5 separate regions of the Mus musculus genome follow, and regions 1, 3, 4 and 5 are each linked to region 2. The links are chromatin loops, found by intact Hi-C in ENCODE. Cell type or tissue: heart. All regions are shown on one strand.

Region 1 (5,000 bases), 260 kb before region 2:
AAAGGCCTTGTAAGAGTCTGAGCAAAAGATGGTGAAAGCCCGGCCAGGGATAGCCATGATGGGAAAGGAGGTAAGTGGAGGGATCAGGACAGATGTGGGAGGGGAAATGGGCAGGCTGGATGAGGCAAGTGAGTCACAGAAGTGAACAGAAGTCTGAGTGACTGACATAAGGCACACACACACTTATAGCCTACTCATGTGTCTGTGGGTTCATGAGGCTCCAACTCGCTCAGCTGGCCTTGGTACCTGACGAAAGGTCGTGGCGCACACCTTTAATCCCAGCACTCAGGAGGCAGAGGCAGGCAGATTTCTGAGTTCGAGGCCAGCCTGGTCTACAAAGTGAGTTCCAGGACAGCCAGGGCTATACAGAGAAACCCTGTCTCAAAAAAAAAAAAAAAGGTCAAAATCAAGTCAGCTTCCATCCAGGAATCCAGGCAGAAGGCATACCAGCCACCTGTAGCACCTGTGGGTTTGGAAACCCCAGCACGGTGCCGTGAGAGCCTGTTAGGAAATGTCGAATGGCCATTCCCTTGTTGAAATTAAGACCCAAAGAGGAGTTGAGTCTAAGAAAGAGACTCTCTGAGCAGAAATGGTGAGGGACTGTGGGTACTGCCTAACAATAATGTAGTCTAGAACAGGAAGCCAGACCAGTTCCAGGGAGGCACCCACAGAAGTAAAGAACACAGAAGAGAGAGAGAGAGAGAGAGAGAGAGAGAGAGAGAGAGAGAGAAAAGCCTCTCTGGGGAGGCAGGAGAAGATGCAGAGAACCTTCTCAAGCATGCTGAGTGTATTGCCGCTGAGAGGGTCCAGTAGAGGTATCAAAAAGGCATCTGGCTAGATGGTCCCCAGGGCTCAGTAATGATGGGGTGAGATCGTCTTGGTGAGTCACGATCGTGAGGTTGGTCAGGAGAAGGAATGAGATCACCCATGGAGATCTGTGTAGCCCTGGATATCCTGGAACTCACTCTGTAGACCAGGCTGGCCTCAAACTCAGAAATCTGCCTGCCTCTGCCTCCCAAGTGCTGGGATTAAAGGCGTGCGCTACCACGCCTGGCTAGGTTTTGGGGGGTTTTTGGAGGGGGGGTTGGTTTGTTTTTTTTGTTTTTTTGTTTTTTTGTTCTTTTTTTTTTTGAGACAGGGTTTCTCTGTGTAGACCTGGCTATCCTGGAACTCATTCTGTAGACCAGGCTGGCCTCGAACTCAGAAATCCGCCTGCCTCTGCCTCCCAAGTGCTAGGAATCATTTTTTTTTTAAGATAGCAAATGAGTGTTGGGGATTTAGCTCAGTGGTAGAGGGCTTGCCTAGTAAGCGCAAGGCCCTGGGTTCAGTCCTCAGCTCCGGAAAAAACAAAAAAAAAAAAAAAACAAAAAACAAAAACACAAGGTAACTAAAGATAGCAAATGTGGAAGAAATTATTTTTTAAAAGACAGCAAATGTAGAAAACACTTTCAAGGAAACCCAATAACCTGTCCCTACCCTTGTAACTATTCTTCAGGGATAGAGGATGGACCAGGAAATCAGGAAGATGACTTCTGCCACGGTACAGATCAGCCCAGATAGAATTGGAGGACACCAGGGAAAACACTAACCAAGCTACAGATAGAAGGCTAAGTCCCTCTCAAGAGCCACTCAAAGTACAGGTTTCTTGTCGAGTAACACGCAAACCGGAAGTGCACTGAGTGTAGCATCTTCTCAAAGCGAGCACACCTGTGTGAGCAGCTGCATCCTCCAAAGCCCTCCATCTGCCCCCTCTGTTCGCTGATGCCCTGAACCCCAAAAAGTTTGGAACTAGGGAGCTTCCTGTATCGGAAGCTTCCAACCCCTCACAGCTCCTCACCCCCAAGCCTTCTTTAGCTCACTAAGCTGCTTTGGTTCATCTGTTCTTCCGTCTGGTTGTCATCCTTTGAATGAACTTGTTTGGAGAGCTCATGTGCCCTACGCTGTACGCAGGGGGCAGGGAGAGAATGCAAAGGCAAGCGACACCAGACTTCGAGCTAAAAAGACAGGCATGCCCAAGGGCAGTTGGCAAACAGTCCGGTGACCGTAATGACGGAGTGGTGTGGAGTTTGGGTGGAGAGGGTGTGTGCTTGAACAGTCAGGCGGCAGCACTTAGGAAAATAATTGGAACTGTGTGGGCGAGATCAGCAGGACTTCCAAGTCGGATGCGATGGAAGAGCGAGAACTGGCTTTCTCTTTGTTACATTATGGACTTCTGTGGATGAACTTGGTCGCTCACAGCTGATTGTCAGCGGAAAAGCTGTAGCCCTTGCTTTCAAGAGACCCTAACAAATCAGATCAACAGTGCCTCAGCTGAACAGTAGAGGGCGCTGAAGACTTGTGCTTGACGCTAAAATTACGCACCCCCTCCAGCACGCTACCCCCCACCCACCCACCCCCCCACACACACAAATTTCATGAAAGTTCGCTGAAAATAGATAAGGATGTAGAGTGTACGGAGCATGGTCAGAGTCACACAACTCCTCAGGAGCAGAGGGAGCCTGGTCGCCCAAGTTCATTCAAGTCACTCAGTACTGCTCTCAACTTTCCCAAAATCTCAGTGCCTAAAATCCAGGTGCTTCACGCACCTTTTTGTTTTAATTTCCTTCTCTCCTTTTCTTTAAGAGATAGTGAAGGGACAATGAGCCATGGTGTAGAGGTGTATGTATAAATGTCTTGCAAATGGTGTATGATTGGCCTGTGCGTTCCTTTCCTTCCTGCCTCTGAATGAAGTCGGTGGCTCAAAACATGGGTGTCTTGGTTTGAGTGTAAGTTCTGCCTCTTCTTGGTGTGATCCTAGATCCATATTTCCAAGTCTTTGAAGCCCCTGACTGTAAAGCCTGCTGCTGTTCATGTCCATACCTCCGAGACTGTCTGTAAAACGGAGAGAACTGATGTAAACTTGTTCCAAACAGTCTCCAGCAAGGAGCAGGTAGGTGCTCCATCGAACTGTATCCCTGTCGGCTGTATCCGTCCTCCTGGTCCTTTGTACCAAGTCCCAGCTCTGTCATAAACGACACAGGTCCCTTCTCTGTCACCAGCCACGATCATTGCATTCTTCAAACAAGGGCCATAACCCCACTGCTATTCCTACTTCTACTACTACCAAAATTAATTACTTTAGTTCATTCGGCAAGATAGATAATTTTCTGCTGTCATACTATGCTTCAGGAACAGTGCTGGGTCCTAAAACGAGACTGATGAGTGGGTCAGAGTCTAAGAGTCTAGCAAGCAATGGTGCTGTAAAAGCTCATAGTTGTAACAAATTCTCAGAGACCATATTAGAAAAGGGCCTGGTGCTGTAGACAGGTAATATCAGCTACTCTAGAGGCTGAGACAGTGGGATCACAAGGTCCAGGGCAGCCTCGACGACTCAGTGAAACCTTATCTTAAAGGGGGTGGAGGGGTGGGGATGGAGAGTTGTTCAGTAGTAGAGTACTTACCTAATATGCTCGGAACTCTGGGTTCAATCTCCAGGTTTGTAAATAAGATTGGAAAAGGAAGCACTAGAAAGAACACAAGTGGGAGGGTCCCAGGACCACTGCTCTCCCCACTGTTTTCTTCCTAACAAGAGGAGGCAACATGTCATCATTTTTTGAGGGCTACAGAGTTTGTCAGGTTCACCCTCCCATGTCAGAAGTCATTCACAGGCTGGGGAATCCCAGTGGATCACCTAGGGCACATGTCAGACACAGCTCTTATCTCTACCTCAGGGCTCCCAGGCCCATGACGCCTCTTCATCCTCTCTCGGATGCCCTCCACTGAAAGCCAATGGGGCCTAGCTAGTTAGGCTGGTATATTCAGGGCTCCTTGAAAAGAAGCCAAAGTTATGACGACTGGAAGATGGTAGGGGGTTCCCTACCAAGACAGGTGGGCTAGAAGAGGGAGCACCTCACAACTCCAGACCCAGTTGTCCCCTTCTTGCCTACCACTTAAGGTGCAGGGCATGGTTCCCTTTCTCCCGGCATCCAGCCTCCCAAGAAGCTGTGGCTAGCTAGGTCCCTGCAGGCAGGTTCTGTGTCTGTGTTTTCTCTGACCCCAGTTCCTGGCGCAGAGCCTGGGAGAGAAGGCCTCACTCAGTCAATGTTTGCCAAATTGAATTGAACCGAGCTGCACGGAGGCCAGAATTATTGACCTTTCCAGGCAATGTTTTTGTTTTCCTGTCTTTGCAGGAAGCACGGGGCACACTCAAAAAGGTAATCAGAGAGTGTGTCGTGGAGAGATTACTGAGAGAGGGGGCTGAACAGGTTCAAGGAAATAAAGATGAGAAAGCATGTGGGCATCTGCAGGCATGGGAAGCAGTTACTGCTTCCCCAAACGTAAAGGCCCAGAGGAGATCTGGGGAAGAACACGGCAAGCTGCCAAAAGGCAGCCAGTGGGCGGGGTGAAGTTAAAAATCCACCCCACATTCTCCTTCTCCACTCTCCCGCATCCTGATGCTGTCTCTTGTTGGCTGGACCCAAATAGAAGCCAAAAAAGCCCAAGGTACAAGCCATAAAAAGCAGCTTCTTTAGGCTTAGAGAAAAGGGTTGAAAGTCAAGAACACAGGCAGATGGGGGAATGAGGAATGCCCGACACAAGTGAGTGGCTTTCCCCAAAACACTCTCTGCTCTGCATTGGCATCAGAACCGCTTCTCTTTTTCTTGTTGGTTGGTTGGTTTTAAGACAGGGTCTATCTATATAGCCCTGGTTCTCCTTGAATTAGCTCTGTAGCCTAAACTCACAATGATCTACCTGCCTCTCTCTGCCTCCCAAGTGCTAGGATTAAAGGCACACTCTGTCATCTTATTAACAGTCTATGGCCCTGTGGTGGTTGGTGTTGTCAACTTGATAGAATTTAGAAATCACTCAGGAGATGGGTCTCTAGACATGTATATGGGGGATTAACCTTTTTTTTTTTCTTTTTTTGGTTGTTTTTGAGACAGGATTTCTCTGTATAACCCTGGCTGTCCTGGAACTCACTCTGTAGACCAAGCTGGCCTTAAACTCAAAAATCCACCTGT
Region 2 (5,000 bases):
ATCAGGCCCAGGCATTCAGTCTCTCGGCCCAGTGTTGTGTTCCTTCCAAGCAGTACCAACCAGGGTCTATGCCTTCTACCTGCCTATCCACCTCTGCTGAAGCCCTCCATAGCCCACCCTGTCACAGCTGTTGTGGGTAGCCCTGTCTGGCCTTCCGCAGCCAGCCCAGACTCCTTCCATTTGCTTATGTCTCCTGTTGGAACCGGTGTTCAGTTCCCAGCAGCTACAGTGTAAGCAGTTGCCCTTAGGTTCCTGTTAGTGCAGCTTGCCCATGCTTGTCCATCTGGAGCTCTTTGCCTCTTATCTGCTTGCTACAGTATCTTCCACTTTGGGAGCCCCTCCTCCTTTGCTTTTAAGTTGGAAGCTCCCAGCTCCAGTGGAATTCAGCTCTTTGTGTTAAAACCATGTGGCCGGCATTACTAGAATAACCACCTTCTCCTAACACACTTGAGTAGGAATTTGGCATCTGTAGACTTCAGAGATCCTAAGGTGACTCTGGATGGATGGTATGTGCCTTGCTTCTCAGATGGTCATTTGTTTCTGCTTAAAGGTGACTCCTAACTTGGAGTCCTATATTAGTCTCCCCCACCCCCACCCCATTGCTGTGACAAAATACCCAGTACTGTCTACTCTATAAAGTAAAATAAGTTCATTTAATTCATAGCTCTGGAGGTTCAAGAGTAGTGCTGGTCTCCGCTCAGCTCTGGTAAGGGATTTGTGGTGTAAGAACAGGAGTGTATGTGGAAGGAGAGATTACATGGTGAGATGGGGAGCCAGTACACAAGGGTCCAGGAGAACTAACCAGGGTCCCTCTGAAGACCCCTAAAGACTCAATCACCTCGCTGTTGGGTGGCCAGCCCTTGCAGGAGAGAGAATAAAAATAAGAAAGTAAAAACAGCCCCACCTGCCGTGACCCCGCCCTCTTCTGCCTCCCCTTGCATTTGCTCCCAGTGACCATCCAGGGCTGTGCTTGTTCATGGCAGATCTGCGGGCACTCTAGGCATGGATCTCTCCACAGGGTTGCTAGGAGACCCTGTACTTGGCCAGTCTTAGCGTCCCTGTGTCGTCCCATCAGAGTTTGGCTATAAGTGGACTGGACACTTCATGATGCTGTCTGAGAAGGGTTGTTGGAAAGGGGATAACACAGCAGCACTGTTCGTTCTTAGAGCTACAGAGTCAGCCAGCTGCAGAGTCAGCCATGTTCTCAGTGAGGACACTTGTCTCTTGAGGTGGGGCAGTTCTTCATTGTCCCCGAAATTCCAGTAAACTTGGCTTCTCTCTTCTGTTATTGTGACAAGCAAAGAGACACACATGCATTCCTCATTGTGGACAGAGTACCTGAGGTAGCATTAAAGTAGGAGATATACCAAGGAAGGGTCTGGAATCTCCTTTTATCCCCAACTCTGTGGATGAAGTTTCTGCCCCTCTCTCTGGTGAATCCAGTGTGTTTAAAAGCACGGAAGAGCAGAGGGCCTAGTTGTAGGTTAGTCATTCTCTCTTGTTGGAGTCTTAGTGTGTGGAGCCTGGTTATGGCTGGCTTTGGGCTAACCACCCAAACCCTATGGGTTTTGGTATCCCCAAAAGAGACAAAGAGAAGGAGGTTGCACCAGGTCAGGACTGAGGTCTTCCTGCAGACATGCCCCTCCAGATCCCACGCTCTGCGCCATGTCGTCTGGGGGTGCCAACAGGCACTTTGAAGGAGGAAAGAATGGCTACAGGAATACAGAATAGGCAGGCAGCATGAGAGCCTCGCAGGGCCATGAAGATTGAATTGAACAGAATTGCAGAGAATTTCTGTAACAGAAAGCAGGCCACTGCTTATTAACCACAGCAGCAGGGGCAAGGAGGAGGAAGGAAAGAAATAATTAAAAGATTAATGGTTGCACAATTGAAGTGACTTTCAGGTTGGGGGAGCAGATTTTACCCCATATCAAGTTTAGCCTTAAGACACCCCATGGCTTCTGACAATGTCCCGGGCTGCTGCCCTCTGCAGGTGAGAAGTGGAATGACAGCCAGCCAGCTACCCTGCTAGGCCCATCCAGGCGTCACACTGGTTTCTTAATCTTCTAGGGAACAGCTTCCTACTCTCCTTCCTTCAGTCCACTCCAGTCTCCAGTCTCATCAAATTAATAGGTCCTCCTAATGATGTTACTGTTTATGCACCCACGATACTGTTGCTTTCATTACTCTGTCCTTCCAGCCCTGTGTGTGTGCCAATGTAGCTAGGCTGTTACGTGTGTCTGTCTGTCATCATCTGTTTGTCAACAACAAAAGTGGCTTCTGAAGAGAGAAGCCACTCAGCCCATCTTCCTTGTGAGAGGAGTGTTGTCTGGCCAGGGCATGCTGGGTAGACTCCTTTGAGTCAGATGTGGCACCTGGCCTCCCAGATCCTTCTCTGGAGATGGTATTTGGTGAGCCAAGCCCTAGGTTCCAGCCCCCAACACCTCCCCATCCCCCTTTGTTAGGGAAGAAAGGAGATCATCCTGGGAAAGGCCCAGCTGCCCCTCCCCCCAGGGCTTGGTTCCAGCTTCCTATTCACAGCCCCCTTGGCCTCTGAGGTGGGTGCCCTTGCTGGAGAAAGCAAACTGTGTGCCGGCCATTGAAATCCAAAGGTCACTGAGTAATCAGCTTTGGTGTTTCCTTTCCAGCCTCAGTACCATCCTGACGTCCACCCCAGCCAGCCCCGGTGGCGCCCTCACTCTCCAAATGTCAGGTGAGTTTTCGAGCTTACAGAGACCTGTAACAGAGACCTGTTTTCCTGTCCTCTGGAAGGCCCCCCTGCACACCGCAGGAACAACTCCTCAGGGCGATAGGACCAGGGCAAAACCAGATGTTTTTCACAGCAAAGGAAGCAAGGGACCAGTCTGTGAAATAACGAATTTTTTTTTTCTTTTAGTTCTAACCACAAATATTTTGGTTTGGTTTTATATCAGAGATGTTGCTTAAGATTTCCAAGTAACATTTTCTTATTCTGAGAATTTATGTTCTTGGAATGAGAGTGAAGTTGTGTCGATAGCGATTTCCTTTTTTTTTTTTTTTTAAGGATTTTTTTACCCCTTAGGAATAAGGGCAATGTTTCTTTGGTGGCAGTGTTCAGCCAAGGAGAGTCTGTATTTTTAGCTCTGTGGTTGCTGTCTGAAGACAACAACAAGCAATGAGGATTTGTGTGAGAACACACGACTATATCCCAGTGAAACCCGATTCACAATAGGTGGGATTTGGCTAGAGGGGTATCAGTATCCCCTGCACTGCCCTAGGAGTGACCTGGCACCTGCCATGCTATTTGGAGTCAGGACCATCCCTGGGGAGCAGACGTGTCCTTAAGATTTGCATTTTTAATGGGTCTTGATTGGCATTGATGCTTCCAGCTCTTTCAGAAGCATGGGTGGTGACTTCAGGCTGTGCGAGGGGGAGCTGTGAGCCTTTGCTTCGGAGGAAGCATGGAGAAGGAGCAGTCGAATCAGATGTGGCTTGAACAAGTTGGGCAAAAGCTCATGGGGATCATGTGACACAGTGGGGGCGGTCTTCAGTAGTAACACATTGCTATTCACGGAGCATTTTAGGGCAGAATATGTTAGTGGGGTGATAATTCTAAACCTTAGTGTGACTCAGACGAAGGTGGTTTGTTTTTCAGACATGACAGGTAGTCACGAGGCTTAGAGGAGGTGTCATCTTGTTACCATTGGTCTAACCAGATTTCATACCCGGCATTCTCCCTCCATGGCAATCCCACACCGATTCTTTGCCCGGAGGCAGCAGGTTCCCTGATGGCCAGGCTGATGCCAGGATTAATTGTCTGCTGAGAACCACGACTCAGCCCCATGCTAGACCTTCTATAGTGGGACCCAGGTGGCACCCTGCACTCTCTGTGTTATAGAGCTCTCTGGAGCTGCATCCTGAGGAGAGTTGATTGGTCCACACTTGTGGCAGATGCTATCCAAAACCATAACCATGCACATCAGATTTAAGGAGGCTTCCCCCCATCTAGCTTTCCCTAGATTGCCCTGACCGCTAGACACCCCTTGCAAAAGTATAACTTTGCCAGAAACAGCTTTTATGAGCTTCAAAGTTGGTAGACGATCACAGTGGGGTTTTTTTTTTTTAACCTTCTGAAGTCACCTACTACTACTTCTGTGTCAGGCACCCCACTCACTCCCCCATCCCAACCCCTGTTTCCTTTGTGTATGCATGCTTGACCACGCTCATTTCTGAATTGTCTTCCATTCTCCCAGTAACCATTCCATCTGCAAACAAAACAAGCCATGTTTTCAGGATGACAGGCCACACTGGAAAACCTCAGCCAGTGGAGATGGCAGCCACTTTGACTATGTCCAGGACCAGAACCAGAGGAACTTAGGAGGGGCGTACAGTGTCACGTACCGGGACAAACTCATGACCGCACTTTGAGAGACTGAAGCCTCCTCCGGTCACCACCATGGTGCCTTTGCATTCCATGAGGAGCGTCCTGGCATCGCATGAATGTTTTTGTACAAGTGTCATTAGTGCTTTTCGTGTCCCTGTAAACATTTGAAGATAACAGATAGCCATGATTTACTGTGGAATGCATTCTCAATTATGAAGGTAGCTAAAGGCTCAGGAATCGTTTTGATATGCTGGCTTTAAAACTGAAGTCAAAGTCTCAACCATCATGCTGTGTATCCTGATAGTTTTGTCATTTATCCAGTGGGGCCACATAAAGCAAACCAGCAAGACCAAAGCTTGGGAAAATAGCTTAGCACATAGGACTGTTTGTAGGAGTGGAAATCGACAGGGACCAGCCTCCCTTGCCGTGTGACCTTAGCTAAATCATTCCCCTTTCTTTGATTTCATTTCCTCCCTGAAAAGAACGGGCTGGGCTAAGTGATCTCCAAGGTCTTCTATTCTGTGATCTGTTAAGATTTCACTTCTCATTTGGGGTGAGAGCATGCATCCAGACTAACTCCCCATAAGGACGACTATAATACCCCTTCTGTAGCAGAAGCTCAATAAAGATTACAAAA
Region 3 (5,000 bases), 79 kb before region 2:
GAGTTCGAGGCCAGCCTGGTCTACAGAGTGAGTTCCAGGACAGCCAGGGCTATACAGAGAAACCTGTCTCGAAAAACCAAAAAAAAAAAAAAAAAAAAAAAAAAGAAAGACTTGAGGGGTTGCTTGTAGACTTGATAAAACAACAGACTTTAGGGTCTGAAAACAGCAGCTGCAAATGAGCAGCTGTTGGAACATACAGTCCTGTAACTGTAAAATGCAAGGTTGCTCATGAAACGTGCAAATTCTGAGGTTGAAATGTTGGTGACAAGAACCACTGTGTAGTAATGTCTGAAGACTTATTTCTCCTCCATGTAAGAGCTAAATGGGGCGAGATCCATCGGATAGCGGGGCCTGATATATTGGAATCTCCATGCAATTCAGCATGCCACTGTCAGAGGCCATTGGGTCTGACCGGAGTCACAAGTGTGGGGATCTGGGCTCGATAACCTTAATGGAGCCTGGAGCTCAACAGGAGAGAAGCTCTGAATAACTACACACTCAGATGATGCACACCAGATGAATGAATAGCGTTGAAAGCTGTGATTCTCCAAAGCTGCATCCCTTGTAGCGTGCCTGCCTTCCTATTTGGCTGACGTAGAGAACCACAGATACAGTGACTTAAAACAACATTAAAGCGTTACTTTGCCATGCTAGAGGCCGAGGTGGATCTTACAGGCTGAAGCCAGTGTTTCATTCCTTCTAGACTTCCTAGGGCATAAATCACCCTTTACCTTTCTTGCTTCTAAGCAGTGGTTCTCAACCTTCTTACCTAATGCTGCAACCCTTTAATTCAGTTCCTCATGTTGTGGTGACCCCAACCATGAAATTATTTTCATTGCTGCTTCCTAACTGTAATTATGCTACTGTTATGAATCCCTACTTCAACCTTTTTAACTCGAGCGTAGAACCAAGCCCACCTTTGCTACATACAGTGAAACACAACGATGCAAATGCAAGATGCATAGGTGGACATCTTGGAGTGGCTACTCTGCTGCAGCATTCCTGGAGATAGCCTTAGAAACTAGTCAGCTGGCCTGGGCTATGCCAATTTGTACATAGTTTCTGTTCAATCTTGTTGTGGGGGTAAAGGGCAGAGTGGGTATCCAATGGTTTATTGTGTAGATGCCATTTTACAGAGTAAACTGTCACATGGGTGGTCCCCATAATATCAGAGAATGAATTCGGGGCAGCTGTCAGACCTTGGGCAAGCATATTACAAACCTAAGTTCTAAATCCATCTAAGTGAACGGGAATGCATAGAACTGTCTTGGAGAGTTGGAATGAGGAGTAATGAAGATGCAAACGGTGAAATCTAAGACAATGCCTGGCTTTCAATAAATGTCTCTTTTGGAATGAGTCCTACATTCACCCCCTGTCTTCTCTGTGTGCTTTGCTGAGGTCACTGCTTCCCCAACTCTTTCTTAAACTGTCATTTGCTTGCCAACCATGTTACAAGCTCCACCAGTAGCTCTGGAGCCCAATGAGTCTGTATGTCAGTCTCTTAAGCTCTCCAAAGCTCAGTTTCCTCCTTTGTATGATCCAGGTAATAACCTGTACGCTAACAGGCTAAATTAAGACATATGGAAAGGGCTTACCGTAATGTCTGGCACAAAATTAGGGCCTGATAAACAGTAGTGTTATTCTCCCCAAAGGCCTGGCCTCCTTTCAGCTTCATTTCCCACATTCCTTTCTGCAACACAGGACAACTCACTTGTCTGTGGGCAAACCCTGAACCTGTGGGCATTGATTGTTAGCAATTCGCTGTCTCCAGTTTGCTCCATGTGCCCTATGCAATTCATTCTTATGTTCTGCTTCGCTTCCCAGGAGTCTGTCCAACCTTGACCAACCTTCTCAGTAGCAATAGCTTATGCAGGACCTTTCCTTAATTCTGGGCATGGGCGAGGTCCTTGAAGCAGGGTGTCTCCAAAGGAGTATGGAAAAGTACTTCCCCTCCTCGCAGGCCTCAATTTTCTTGTTTGGAACGGGTCCGTTGGACTGGCAGGTTAAAGCTCCAGCCAGGGTTGAGATTTTAAGCAGATAGAATTTCATTAAGTGGCAGGGACCTTCTAGGTCGCCTACTCCACTTCTGCAGAAGGAGAAACTGAGTACGGTTGGTGTTTTGTTTTTGTTTTTGTTTTTCTTCCAGAAAGAGCCGTGTTTTTCTTTGCCCTAGGGGTAAGACTTCCCTGGAAGGAGACAGTCTTATTTTCTTCATCTGGTCAAGCAGGAGGAACTCTTGGACTTCTAGGGGGTCCTGCGCGCCCGGAAACACGTGTGTGCTCACCTACGTGTACGCACGTGAGCGCACCTACAGCAGCAGGGGGCGCTCGGGCCGGCAGGGGGCAGCACAAGCCCGGCGCAGCCCCGGGGGAGGAGGGCGTGCTGCAGTGCCGGCGGCGGCGGCTGGAGGTGCAGCCCTCCCAGGTGGGAGGCGGGGGCTGCGGGCGCAGGAAAAGGCGCCCCGGGAGCGGGCGCTCGGCGGGGGCCTCCTCGGGCCGGGCGCGGCGCGAGTGGGAGCGAGCGCGCCGGGAGCACGCAGGCGCTTTGCTCCGGCTGGCCCTCGGCCGGCGCGCGGCGCGGGAGCAGCCCGCAGCCGGGTCCCCCCGCGGCGCTCTTCGCGGGGCAGCGGCCACGCAGCAGCCGGCACCGACCGACCGCCCCAAGCGCGCGGCAGCGACAGCGGCGACAGCAGCGGGACGGTCCCCCGGGCCGCCTGTGCGCGTTCTCTCCCGCGCGGCTACTCTCGGCGGGCGCTGGCCCGGCCGACGCGTCCCGCGGGCGGCCGGAGCGCGGCGGCGGCCTCGGCTGGGGCGGGAGCGAGCCCCGGGCCGCAGCCCGCGGGAGGCGGCGCGGCGCGGCGGGCACTGACGGCGGCGCCGGGCGCTCCCGGGCGGCGGCGCGGCGGCAGCGCAGGGGGCGGAGGCAGGGGGCGCCCCCGGCCAGGATGCTGCGGTTCCTGCGCCGGACCTTTGGCCGCCGCTCCATGCAGCGCTACGCGCGGGGCGCGGCGGGGCGCGGGGCCGCCGGGCTGGGGGACGAGCGCGACGGGGGGCCGCGAGGGGGCCCGGCTGCCGCCGCCAGCTCCTCGGTGCTGCCCGCCGCGCCCGGGGGCAGCGTATTCCCGGCCGGCGGCGGGCCCCTGCTCACCGGCGGCGCGGCTGTGCACATCTCCGCCTCGGGAGCTGCCAAGGCCACCCTTTACTGCCGTGTCTTCCTGCTCGACGGAACCGAAGTGAGCGTGGACCTGCCGGTGAGTGACGCGGCGCGTGCGGGGCACTAGCAGCCTGCTCTGCTTGGGTCAGAACCCCCTGTCCCAGTCTTTCTTTCTCTCTGGGAAGCTACCCGGGCTGTTTTTTGGGGACCCCTCCCCCATCTTCTGCCAATCTTCCCCAGCCATGAACCCTCCCAGACCACCAGCCCGGGTATGCTCTGGGGCCCAGTCTTTGGCACCTTGCAACCGCAGGGTTGCGGCGCCCTTCTTTGGCGACCACCTAGGATTTTTGTGCCTCACTCCTACCCCATGCTATCCCATGCACACGTCCCTACGTCCCCTCCCCTTGGCGCAGGTGGCTGGCATTCCCTGCCAATGTTGGCCTTCGGCTGCTGGATTGAGTAGAATTTTTCAAGCGACGCAGGGCTGTTCCGGGGTATCCCGCTTTGGGTATCAGGCCTTGGTGGAGAAGAAATCCTTGCCTGCTGCTCAGCAGGTGCCCCAAGTTTGGGAAGAGGCTTAGGGAACAGTTTTGCCGCTCTGCCTTCTCCCGATTCCCCGTGGATGGCCCCCATAGGGAGCCTATCCCAAAGTGCTCCCTGGCTCACAACCTCGCAGGGAGTGGAGCGACTTGGGAGCCAACTCAGGCCAGGTCCGCTTTGAACGGAGAGATAAGCCTTGGCGTGCTGGGAGTTGGCCCCGGTCCCCTCTGGACTGGCCTACCCACTCTCTCCCACACCCGGCAGTTTGCGTGGTTCGTTCAGGGCATCCCGGGGTGGCAGCACCAGGGCCTGCGTCCGGTTCACACACCCACAGGTGGTTGCACCCGGGCCCAGTTCCAGTGGCAAGCTAGGCCAGCGCCAGTGTCTCCGACAGGGAGTCCAGCCGCCAAAAGAGCCTTTTTGGCCGAAGGGGCCAGTCAGATCCTATCAAACGCTGCACTAACGGGCGCCCACTGCGCTGCGGCAGACGGTGCCTTCGGGAATCTTTGGGCATGACTGAAGACACCGCAGTAATTGAGCTTTAGATGAGTTACAGATTGTCCGGAGTGTTTAGGCCTCCGGACAGTCTGTAACTGGGTGGTAGGAATTCGTTGGATTTAAGGAGAGAACACTTAACCTGTAAGGGTTTCAGATGGGAAAAATCAGCCTCGCTAGCCTAGGCTCTAATGCTGCTTCCTGTGGGTTAATTTGGAGACAGCTTCAATTTATGGTAGTTTCATTTTTGTGGTTCCTGTGCTCTATAGGAGAGCATTTTGTCACAAAAATATCCTCGCGAGGCCTTTTCATAGAAAAGGTGCCAACATTCCCCAGCCCAAAGCTGTTGTCTTTTAAAAAGCATGCATGTCACCGCTCCCCAAGAATGAGGCTCGCCAGCTCTGATGCAGAGAGGCAGCCTGCGAGTCGGGGAGCAGAGGCTAGGTGAGTGGGCAGCTTGGGTTGAGAGAGGCTGTGGCGCAGTTTGCATCTGGCAGAGGAATGATACCCCCGGGAACTTTGTCGGTGCTCCCTGCCTGGTAGTTTTCGTGGCTGTTCCCCAGGGATAATTGGCTTATAAAATGTATTGCTACTGTCAGGTTTGTGCGACAGGCTTAAGTGGTGTTTCTGAGATGAAAAATTGCAAACGGAGTAAAGTGCCTGTGTGCTAAAGAGATCCAAACAGGTACACAAACGAACAGGTTGGGAAGCTGACTGACTGCAGCTGGTGGGGTCGTGGGGGATGGGAAGAGTGGCCTCCTAAAAGGCTTCTCCCCCCCCCCCTTTTTTTTTATAAAAGGGCACAGAAGAAT
Region 4 (5,000 bases), 210 kb before region 2:
TGTGCCTAAGAGCAAACCCTGGGGTCTGTACACATGGCCGTGTGTGTGTCTCACAAGCATGTGCAAGCGACCCACCTGCTTTTGCTTTAGGAGTGCTGGGATTAAAGGATAAGCTCTCACACCTGGTTTCCTCTTATTTTTTAAATTACGTGTAAGTGTGTGTCTGTACCCATGTGATACCTCCTCTCACTCACCCAGGAGCTTGTAGATTCTCCTCAGCCAGAGAGCCCGCCTGCCTCCAGGGTTACAGATGGCCATGTTGCCTGTTTTTTTTTTTTTTGTTTTTTTTTTTTTTTTGTTTTTTTTTTTTTGGTTTTTGGTTTTTGGTTTTTCGAGACAGGGTTTCTCTGTATAGCCCTGGCTGTCCTGGAACTCACTTTGTAGACCAGGCTAGCCTCAAACTCAGAAATCTCAGAGGCTGGCTCTGCCTCCCAAGTGCTGGGATGAAAGGCATGTGCCACCACGCCCGGTTTATGTTGCCTGGTTTTTATGTAGGTGCTGGGATCCGAACTCCCATACTCCAGTCCTCAGGCTGGATGCTGAGTGCCTTATCCACAGACTCATCTCCGCACTCCTGTAAAGTTTTATCTGCAGAAGGCATTCTCACTTCCTTTAGAATGTTCGGGCACCTTATCCTGGTTCCAAACCAAAGCCTGGGGGCATTGCCTGTCAGGCGGAGGCAGTGGTGGAAGAACTGGTTTATGTTTTTCCTGGGAGAATCATAAAGCATGTGATGTGGTTGTTAAGGGCCTGGTTGATTTCCCTCACCCCCACCCCTCCCTTCCTGCACCAAGACTAAATTGTTTTAAAAAAAAATGCAGCCCAGCTTCCATGATCCCAGCAAAAAAAGAAAAAAGAAAAGGCAACACTGATATTCTCTCAGCGGCCAAATAAACCTTCTATGTCCCATCCATTAAATATTGATAATTGATGAGAATTGGTATTGATTTGGTGAGTCATCACGAGGCTGATGGGGACGCTGTGTTCCTTTCTGTGCTAGAAATCTCCCTGTCAGGCAGATCCATCATCTGTTGATGCTCAGAATTAGGAAGAAAAAAGAGGAAGGAAGAAAGCTTTCTTCAGCCCAGCAGGGAGGAAGGATCAGGACAAAGAAGCTGAGCCGCAGAGAAATTGTTACATAGCCAGCCGGAGAGTGATTGATTGCACAGTAAACAAGAACACAGCCAACCTGTGTCTCCCCCTAAGTCGTAGGGTTGGAGGCAAGAGCTTTCCTCTGCTGGCCACTAGATGGCAGTATTGGCAAGGTCAGCCTGAATGTGATTACCTGGGTTGGCTCTAGTCTCGAGGTTCCACGGTTCACTAACAGAATACTCAACACATTTGTTTATAAATCCAGACTGTTTTCTTTTAAAAGATCTGGTTGTGGTGGGGCATGCCTTGACATCTAATAGCACCAAGATTTTCAAGTCTCTCCTTTACCACATCGAAGCATCTAGGCCAGCCTAGGTTATATAAGACCCTGTCTCAAATAAATTAAATTAAATGGAATCAATATCCATTTGTCTTTTTCTGAAAGTCTTATGGCCTTAAGTTTCTGCTATCCCTGCCTCCACCTACTCCTGAGGGTTTGGGGTCACAGGTGGATGTTGCCCAGTTTATACAGGGCTGGAGATCAAATCCTGGTCCCTAGGCCTGCTATACAAACTGAGCAACTTCACCGAGCTCCATCCCTGGGCCCTGAAACGTGCATTCTCAAAGTAAAGGCCCAATTTCTTTTTCCAGAGGCATATAACAGCTATAGTAGCAACTGCCTTTGAACACCAGTGAGTTGCTTTAAAAGGGATAACATTATAGAAATGAAGTCTTTATAAATGTGTGAGATATTTGACATTAAGATAGCCCTACAAAATCTGGATTCTATAGTCAGTTCCTGTTCACATCAGAAACTTAGCATTGATTAAGAGCCTTATGTTCAGGCCTTGGCTACATGAGACCCCGCCTCAATGGTAATAAACAAACAGTGCCTTTTAATGCATGTCTACTCCCTGTCCATGCTAGGCACCTATGTATTCCCTCTGCAATATTTACTGAGCCCCAGCTGTGTGCATAATGAGATCATGCTTTTTCTATAATATGTTCTCAGAATATCATCTTTGATTAAGATCTGAATCACAGTAGAACCCACAGCCAGTGTTCCCGCTACCCCAGTGCTCTTTGATTTGAAACACTGTGCAAATAGGCTCAGCTCCCATGATGTCAGTGGCTTGGTCTGCAGCTGTGATGTCCCTGGTTCCTGAGGCCAGTGTGTTCCTGTTTGGGTTTTGGCTTTGTTTGGAATTAAGAGGCTTATAAAGGAAGCCATAGAACCCCCGAGTTCCCCAATGGCTGCGGTACAGGAAACAGGGCAATCTGTCAGCATCTATTGTCCAGCCAGATTGTTTAAGACACAGTTTCAAGACAATCTGGAAACACCTCCTGGCTCGGTAATATGTAGTTTAGCATCTATGTCAAGCAAGCTCTTATCAAGGTTTGTTTTAGGGACAATTGCCGGAAAAATATTCTGCAGTTTTCACGAAACAACTTTTAGTGACACTGTCCTTAGGTTCCAAGGCCTTCGTGTGACAATCAGGGAGGAGGGAAAAGTCTCCCTAAATATACTCGGGCCATGCTGGGAAGCATCACCAGCCACGGTTCAGTTTTCAGTGCTAGGATCATCCCTGATGCTAGCTAGCACAGGGATAAGAGGTTGCCTGGGGGAAATGGCCTTGCAAAGCCCTGCCTGTGGTTGGCATGCGGCTCCTGTTGCTTTCCTTCCCGGCTTCCTCCTTGAAGACCTTGGTTTTCTGTTCAGTGTCTGTGTGAGGATACTTTATCTGCCCTGCAGACCTCGCTGTGTTCCAAGGCCAGCCGTGTGAAGAGCCACTGTCTGGACCTCAGCGATCTCAGCTTCCAGACTGCCCTTTGAGGGGTTCCTAAAGGCCCAGGGCACTGAATTCCCATGGGAGGTGGGACCGAGAATCATCTATAGAAGTTCCCAAGGAAGCTCTGAGGGCCGCTGCCCATTAATAATAATGTACTTCCTAACTATGCTATTGTATGTTAAAAGAACACAGTCCACCTGGGATTCTTAAAGGAGAAGCCAGCGACAGAGCTGACATATTCAGTTGCGTGTGGGATAAAGCATTCGGGAAGACATTTGTTGTCTCTTGATAACTTTTTGTATTACTCAGAAAGTACATCCCTGATTCCAGTGACATTTTTATTGAAAAGGGCATGGTGGAGGTGGTGGGTGAGTGGGTGGAAATCTCTGTGTGTGTGTGTGTGTGTGTGTGTGTGTGTGTGTGTGTCAGCTTTCTTCTTTTTTCCTGTTTTTTTTTTTAGTACTATCAGTCTCCAGGAAAAAAATTATTAATATTTGAGGTTTCCTGTCCCGAGCTAGTTATAGAACTTTACCTAGAGCACCTTGAATTTATTGCTAGGGACTCAAAGCACAGCTTCTGTCGTCCTATGTACCTAGTCTGTGGTCCTTGCTATCCCAGACGTTTGATTTTTTTTTTTTTTCAGTCTCTGGTCTGCTCTGCCCTCCTTCCCACAGGTGAGCGACACATCTCTCTTCCCACTGCCTAGGTCTTTACATCTGGTCCTGCCTTGGTATCTGGTGCTGTCTCTCCGGGTGTCTCTGCCTTGGTCCCCCAGAACAGATGGACCTTGGATGGATAGCTTGAGCATCGCCTGGAAGACTGGGAGATGCTTAATTCTTCATGCATTTATTGGTTTATTTAACGTACTTAACGGATTGCCCGTCAGTGTTGAGTGTCAGAGGCCCAGTGAGCCAGAGTAGCACCCGACCTCACGGAGCTAGGCTGGTAGTAGGAAATGAAGTTAGAAACCCACATCATGACTTTTAAGTGCAGAATTACAGTGAGCACAGTTGAGAGTCTAACACATTGGCTGAGAGACCCAGGAAGGCTTCCCCCAGGGAGTGGTGTGTGTGTGTGTGTATGTGTGTGTGTGTGTGTGTGTGTGTGTGTGTGTGTGTGTGTAGAATGGTCAGAAAGCAGGGAGCACGGCATGGGGGAGGGGGAGCACGGCATGGGGGAGGGGGAGCACACCCTGGGGGAGGGGGAGCACGGCACGGGGGAGGGGGAGCACAGCATGGGGGAGGGGGAGCACAGCCCCCCTCAACCTTCATCTGCATTTGCGCCTCCTCCAAACCGCTTAGTCTCAAGTTCTCCCTGAGCGCATCCACAGGATGCTGCTGCGGCCTTTGTGTTCAGTTGCCAATCTCTTTATTCTGCCTTCCCACTCTTGAGCTCTCTAGTAAAACCAGCTAAAGACGGAGGGTCGGGGTTGGTGAGGCGGCACAGCAGGCCGAAGCGTCTGCCCTGCCTGACAATCTGAGTTCAATCCCTGGGACCCACTCACGTGGGAGAAGGAGCCACCGGTCTCCTGCGAGTTGTCCTCTAGTCTCCTCAGGCACACACAAGCACACACAATCTTAAGATGTAAAAACAAAACAAAAAAAACCAACGTGGAGAGAAGCCATACAGCAGCAACCTCTGCTGACCTCTGGCTTTCACTTGTAGGCATCGCTGCACACATACAAAAGCATTCAGGACCATCCAGAAGCGGCCACTAGTCAGTACCTGGAATTGTGCCTGGCTTCTTAACAGTAACCATTAAAGTAACATTAAAGAAAATCCTGCTTTGCCCACAGCAAGGATTCATTTCTCTGCTTGGCTACATACAGGTGCATGATCTGAGCATGCCATGATTTACCCATCCTTCAGCCGATTGGAATTTAGATCTCTTCCCATCTGCTGGTATTATGAAGAGTCTTGTACGTATATATTTGTGAATGAAATGTGTTGTTTCATTGGACACATACCTAGGAATCAGATTGTCATATCTTGGAACGTGGTGGTGTGTTCAGCTTGGTAGAGATTTTCCCCAACAGTTTGCCAAAGTAGTTGTGTTAATTTAAGATATATATGTATGTATGTATATGTGTGTGTGTGAATAGACTGTCACTGTCTTCA
Region 5 (5,000 bases), 240 kb before region 2:
ACCAAACAAAACCCTGTCTCCAAAAAAAAAAAAAAAAAAAAAAAAAAAAAAAGTCACATATAAAACAACAACAAAACCACTTAGGAGTTAGAGGATAAATTTAAGGGAGAAAAACCAACTCAAACTCCCCAAACTTTATTATTATTGTTATATAGTCTTGGTTTTGGTTTTTAGAGACAGGGTTTCTCTGTGTAGCTCTGACTATTCTGGAACTCTATAGATCAGGCTGACCTCAGACTCACAGAGACCCACCAGCCTCTGCCTCCCAAATGCTGAGATTAAAGGCATGGACCACAGTGCCTGGCTTTAAAACTATTATCTGCATTCTTAGCAAGTGTGTCCGTGTCACCTTTCCACAGTCAATTGTTTTCAGCTTTTCCACTCATCGTTGTTTTCATGTTGCAGTATACTTTCATAATTTCATTTTTTATTGTGTGTATGTATGTATGTATGTATGTGTGTGTGCACACATGTGAAACATCAGAAGACAAGCTGCACAGTTCTCTTCCACTCTGACAGGTCTTGGGGATTGACTGAACTCAGGACAGAAAGCTTGGCTGCAAATTTCCTTACCCACAGACCCTGTAGTAGGGACCCAGCAAGATTTAATTGTAATAATTATTTCAACCAATGTATCAGAACACAATCAGTCATTACTCTACCTTTGAACATCCACTTGTTTCCAGTTGGGCATGTATAAGAGTGAGTTCCAGAAGAAGCCAGGGGTACACAGAGAAGCACTTGTCTCGAAAAGCGAACAAAAAAAAAATTTAATTCGTTAAAAAATAACTTTTAGAGCTTTTCAATGAAGTTCTCAGCTATTTTCCAGCTCAAATCTGAGAACACTGCTTTAAGCAGTGACAGCAAAGAAATGGTAACGATGTATTCCAGCAGGCTTTATTTAAACTGGACAGTTCTAACAATTCCCAGGTCCCTCACCTTAGCAGTCCAAAAAGTGTTAAAGGATGATGGATGAATGATTGAGATAGGCACTTAAGAAATGAGTCTGGGACAGGGCTTAGTTCACTGGAAGACATTCGTGCTTACTGTGTGCAAAGCCCTGGATTCAAGCCTCATCAAGGGGAAAAAACATTTAAGGTGGACTGAATAAATTCCCGTTCTTTCTTTTTTTTTTTTTTTTTCAATTCCCCACACTCCCCCGGATCCAAGCGTAGGCATTTGTATTATTTAGGGCACAGAGAGCGCAAGGCTTTGGTAGCAGATCACACAGCAGCTGGTAGAGGACACTGTGTTCAGTCAGCTGTCTCTGAATTTCAAGTCTTCCCACCATGCTTGGGGGAGGAGGGTGACCCAGTACTCCCTGCAGGGAAGTAGAAGACTGACGGCCAGGTGGGACTCAGTGGGCAGCTTCGCCAATCCCTCTGGGGGTTCTTCCTTCCGGACGCTGGGCTCCCATGGCTCCGAGCATGCCCAGTGCTCTCCCCGCCACTCCGAAAAGTGCTGCCCTGGCGCCCGAGCTCCAGGTTTTGCGTGCGATCCTAGGCGGGGCCAGGACAGTGCAACCCCTAGGACTCCGGGCTCTGTAGGAATTCCCCGGACGCGAGGTTCTGGCGGCGCCTGCAGCGGTGCACTACCTTGGGACAGAGACCGGGATCTAAGCCAGGAAGTCAGGCACGGCTGAGGGTCTCGTGGTGACATGGGAACAAAAGGTTCTCGGGATATCTAGCACCCAGGTCCGACCATAGAATCCTAACCATCTCTCCATCCTTTTGTTATCATATTCATTCAACAAAACGTTTTTAGTTCTTACTGGAAGCCAAGCGTCGTTTAGAGGCTGGGTCTCTTGAGAGGCGGAGTTACCGAGCTGACACAGAGGGGAGGTACTCCTTAAGGGGGAAATCTAAGTCGCGAGAGACAGCCGGCAACATACTCCAGCAGCCCCTCCGCTCGCCCTTCCGTTTCACGGGCACAAAGCTTGCGCTCGTTTTGTTTTGAGGTTTTTTTGTTTTTGTTTTTGTTTTGTTTTTGCACCGGCTTTATCGTCCCAAGAAAGCTTCCTTGTTTAGCTGCGTGACTGAATGGTATTTGTCACCTGATCTGGTTGTTCCACCAGCTCTCACCGGGCCACCCCCTATCTTTCTTGCCTGGCTCCTTTCCCCTGTTCTTAGAATTTATCACCTAATACCCTGCGTTGTTTACGGACCTGTTGTTTGTTGCGAGAAAGTCCCTTCTAAACTCCCAACAAGGGGCAGAGATTTTGTCTATATATTAAGTGTGAAGAACGTAAGTAACTGTTGAATGGATAAGTGATACATGCTTGGAGTGCGGTAATGGACTTGGAGAGGGAGCAAGAGGTCAGGGCTAATTTAGAAAGGTAGCCAGAAAGGTCTCTCCTACAAGAGGCACCTGAATGGTGAGAGGGCTCGAAACACCAGCAAAGCAGGGCAAAAGACGTCCTACCTCGAGGGAAAGGCAGTGTAAAGGTCTCCAGGCGGGTCAAGTTCAGAGGGTATGATGGGGAGGAAGGTGCAGTCGGAGCGCAGGAAGACAGGTGTGGGAGGAGGCGGAAGAGGCCGGCTGGAACGCCCGCCACTAGGGGCCCTATAGGCTTTGGGAAGGGCTAACCTGCCTGGTGTCCTAGGACCAGCAAAGGAGCCCTGCGACCCCCAACTCAGCCACGGAGCCGCTGGAGTCAGCGAGACCCCCAACTCAGCCACGAAGCCACCGCGCAAGGCTCGCTGTCATTTCAGATTCGTTGAGCGCCAAGCCCTTGCCATTCTTAGGCATGCAATCCGGGAAAGCCAGGCACACAGTAGGTGTTCAATAAATGCTAAAAGCACGAATGGCTGCGTGCGTGAGCCAGGGGACCTGGAGGTCTGCGGGAGTTTGGCAGGTGGTCTGCGGAGGCCAGTGGCAGCGTCCCACGAGTTTGCCCCGGGCCCGCCCCTGTCCCGGGTCCCCCGCCCCGCGCGCGGGCCCGTCGCGGCCACAGCCGGGCCGGCGGGAGCCGCCCGCGGGCTGCACTGGGCATGCTCAGACGGCGGCCAGGTCGCGGCGCGAGCGAGCTTCAGTGCCGCCCGCCCGCGCGACCTACCTGGGCGCCCCGCGCCCCCGGATGCTGCAGGTATGGGAGACTGGGTCCTCTGCGGGGAGGGTCGGAGCGCGGGCTGCTGCGATCGCGGACACGCGGGGCTTACCCAACCCCCACCCGGTCCGGGGCTCGGCGGACACGCGGGAGGACTAGCGGTTGAGCTGGTAGCCCCAGGTCTCCGCGCCACGTCGGGCATCCGGGGGGCGCAGGCCCGGATCACCTGGCGGGGCTGGGGCGGGGCGCGGGCGTGGGCGGCAAAAGGCTGGGCGTTCTGGACGCAGCGGCGCGGGCGTGGGCGTGCGCTCCAGTCTGGCCGAGCCCTGGGCTTGGCGCCGAGGTATCCGCAGCCCGGCAGAGGGGGCGCACCGCTGCGGGGATCCAGCTCTCCGCGGTCCCCGAAGCTCAGCCACCCGGGGCGAATTCCCCTTCAGATTGCAAAGATGGCATTTCCTGGGCCTGGCACGAACTCCAGTGCCAAACCAATCCGCCCCGTTCCGCGGGCGACCGGGGTGGCTTCTCTGGTAACTTGCGGTGTGACACTGCTGCGTTGTGCAGGGAGAGAGCGCGCCCGGAAACCCCCGCCCCCGGTTGCTGCCTCCTAAACTTATTACGAACTTGAGGGTTGCCTTTAAAAAATTCATGAGAAGTTAAGATAACTTGACACCTGGGTGTTCCGTGAAGGTACAGGGAACTTGTGGTTGGGAAACTCTAGACCTAGGTTCAAGTTGGGCTCTTCCCCTTGGCCAGCTGGTGACCTTGGACGAGTCGTTTAACCTCTCTGATCCTCCATTTCCTCCACTGCACGCAGGCAGCAATAATGCCCACCTCGCCTGGTTGGTGGTGGATTAAGTAGGATAAATGGTGTGGAGGTGTTTGGCTCCGTGCCCGGCATAAAGCAAGCGAGCAGTTGGCGTGATGTGATTTTAATTCAGTTAGAGACCCTCATGGCTCCCATTTTGTCAGGAAGGTAGAATTAGGCAGTCATTTTCTGGGTCTGTGTTTGTGCCCAGGAGAACGTCTGCTGAGGCTTTGAAAAAAGCAACTCCACAGAGCGGTGGTGAGCTGCTCTTGTTTAATGGCAGTCTTTGTGAGTTCCGAAACTCCAGAAGTTGACACTCGGGCCTCACAGAAAGAACTATTTTTGCAAGATGATCCATCTTGCAAATGTCGAAGCGGATGAATTGGAAATCCTGGTTGGGAAAAAGATGCATATTCTGCAAAGCTCTCATGCTTAACCTTATGTTTTTGGATTGGGGAGCGGGGGTCTCTTAGCTTCTCACAGCGGGTTTGATCGTTCTTTGTGGTGGCTGCTCCTTGTGCATTACAGAGTGCCCAAAAGCCTCTGCTCAGTAGGTTCCAGTAGCAGCCTGCTTCCGACCGTGCCTACCAGGAATGCCTCTATATAGTGTCTGGGTTGAAGTGCCTCACCACCTCCACCCCTCCCCCACCCCACCCCCCGTGTCGTCCCTCTTTCCCCTTTTAGTAGAATTAACTGAGTGAGATAGCCTCCGCCTTCTGTGTAACCTAGGCTAAATGAGGATTTCATCTGGACTTTTGTTTTCTTTTTTTTCAATGATAATATCGAACCTTTGCAGTCACCTTGCAGAGCTGTGCTAGGTATGTGGACTATCTCATTTCAGTTTTACAGGTCTCCCTCTGAGACTGGTGTCACGATCCCATTTTATAGAGGAAGACATTGAGGCTCTGAGCAGGCAACTGTACCGTCCTGGGTATGACTGGGATGGAGGAAACCATGCTTCTGGTTCTGGGGGCAGAGCTTTTTCTTCTGGATAAGACTGCCATGTGTGTCTTACACAGATGTCTTTCCCGATGATTAAATCAAGATCTAGATTGTATTGGAAAACGGAAGCCTTCCTGAGATTGACTAGTTGAAAATTAACAATGGTAAGCTATTTTCTGACTGAGAGTAGGCCATTCTAGTTAAATA

The links. A loop is a pair of places that touch in the nucleus more often than their neighbours do. Peaks named below come from ENCODE experiments on the same cell type or tissue, not always from the same donor. Only the 100,000 strongest peaks of a DNase experiment are listed, where the experiment ranks them.
Region 1: it touches region 2 in a loop (11-fold over the local background); 7 of 42 quality-filtered maps call a loop at or near these places.
Region 3: it touches region 2 in a loop (9-fold over the local background); 15 of 42 quality-filtered maps call a loop at or near these places.
Region 4: a loop joins it to region 2, with 13 times the contacts of the local background. A loop is called at or near these places in 12 of 42 quality-filtered maps.
Region 5: a loop joins it to region 2, with 2.1 times the contacts of the local background. A loop is called at or near these places in 3 of 42 quality-filtered maps.

Annotation. Positions count from the first base shown.
Region 1 is chr4:57,318,073-57,323,072 of GRCm38, reverse strand. It overlaps a transcript of Ptpn3 not described here. Among named protein-coding and RNA genes, the nearest start is that of Ptpn3, 20 kb to the right of the region's middle. In heart, a CTCF peak has its summit at 2,294 (motif pointing right); DNase peaks (open chromatin) are centred at 2,152, 4,002 and 4,342; H3K27me3 peaks cover 779 bases.
Region 2 is chr4:57,062,512-57,067,511 of GRCm38, reverse strand. Epb41l4b (erythrocyte membrane protein band 4.1 like 4b) reads left to right here. Exons shown (of 25, transcript NM_001355492.1): 15 at 2,649-2,713. Among named protein-coding and RNA genes, the nearest start is that of Gm34738, 15 kb to the right of the region's middle. In heart, no CTCF peak of the experiment used is centred here; a DNase peak (open chromatin) is centred at 1,991; H3K27ac peaks cover 197 bases.
Region 3 is chr4:57,141,098-57,146,097 of GRCm38, reverse strand. Epb41l4b (erythrocyte membrane protein band 4.1 like 4b) reads left to right here and starts at 2,942. Exons shown (of 25, transcript NM_001355492.1): 1 at 2,942-3,250. The coding sequence starts at 2,945. LOC108168956 reads left to right here and starts at 1,447. Exons shown (of 2, transcript XM_017320489.1): 1 at 1,447-1,492; 2 at 2,107-2,840. The coding sequence starts at 1,447. The coding sequence ends at 2,840. In heart, a CTCF peak has its summit at 2,323 (motif pointing right); DNase peaks (open chromatin) are centred at 2,367, 3,287 and 3,867; H3K4me3 peaks cover 2,352 bases; H3K27ac peaks cover 1,559 bases; H3K27me3 peaks cover 3,672 bases.
Region 4 is chr4:57,271,541-57,276,540 of GRCm38, reverse strand. The region is part of intron 1 of Ptpn3 (protein tyrosine phosphatase, non-receptor type 3); the gene reads left to right. Among named protein-coding and RNA genes, the nearest start is that of Gm12536, 26 kb to the left of the region's middle. In heart, no CTCF peak of the experiment used is centred here; DNase peaks (open chromatin) are centred at 1,210 and 2,260; H3K27me3 peaks cover 295 bases.
Region 5 is chr4:57,298,366-57,303,365 of GRCm38, reverse strand. It overlaps Ptpn3 (protein tyrosine phosphatase, non-receptor type 3), which reads left to right and starts at 2,997. Exons shown (of 26, transcript NM_001384115.1): 1 at 2,997-3,085. Gm12536 (a long non-coding RNA gene) reads right to left here and starts at 3,627. Exons shown (of 3, transcript XR_003955208.1): 1 at 3,056-3,627; 2 at 663-1,595. In heart, CTCF peaks have their summits at 2,569 and 3,420; DNase peaks (open chromatin) are centred at 1,535, 2,535, 3,045 and 3,435; H3K4me3 peaks cover 3,455 bases; H3K27ac peaks cover 1,915 bases; H3K27me3 peaks cover 735 bases.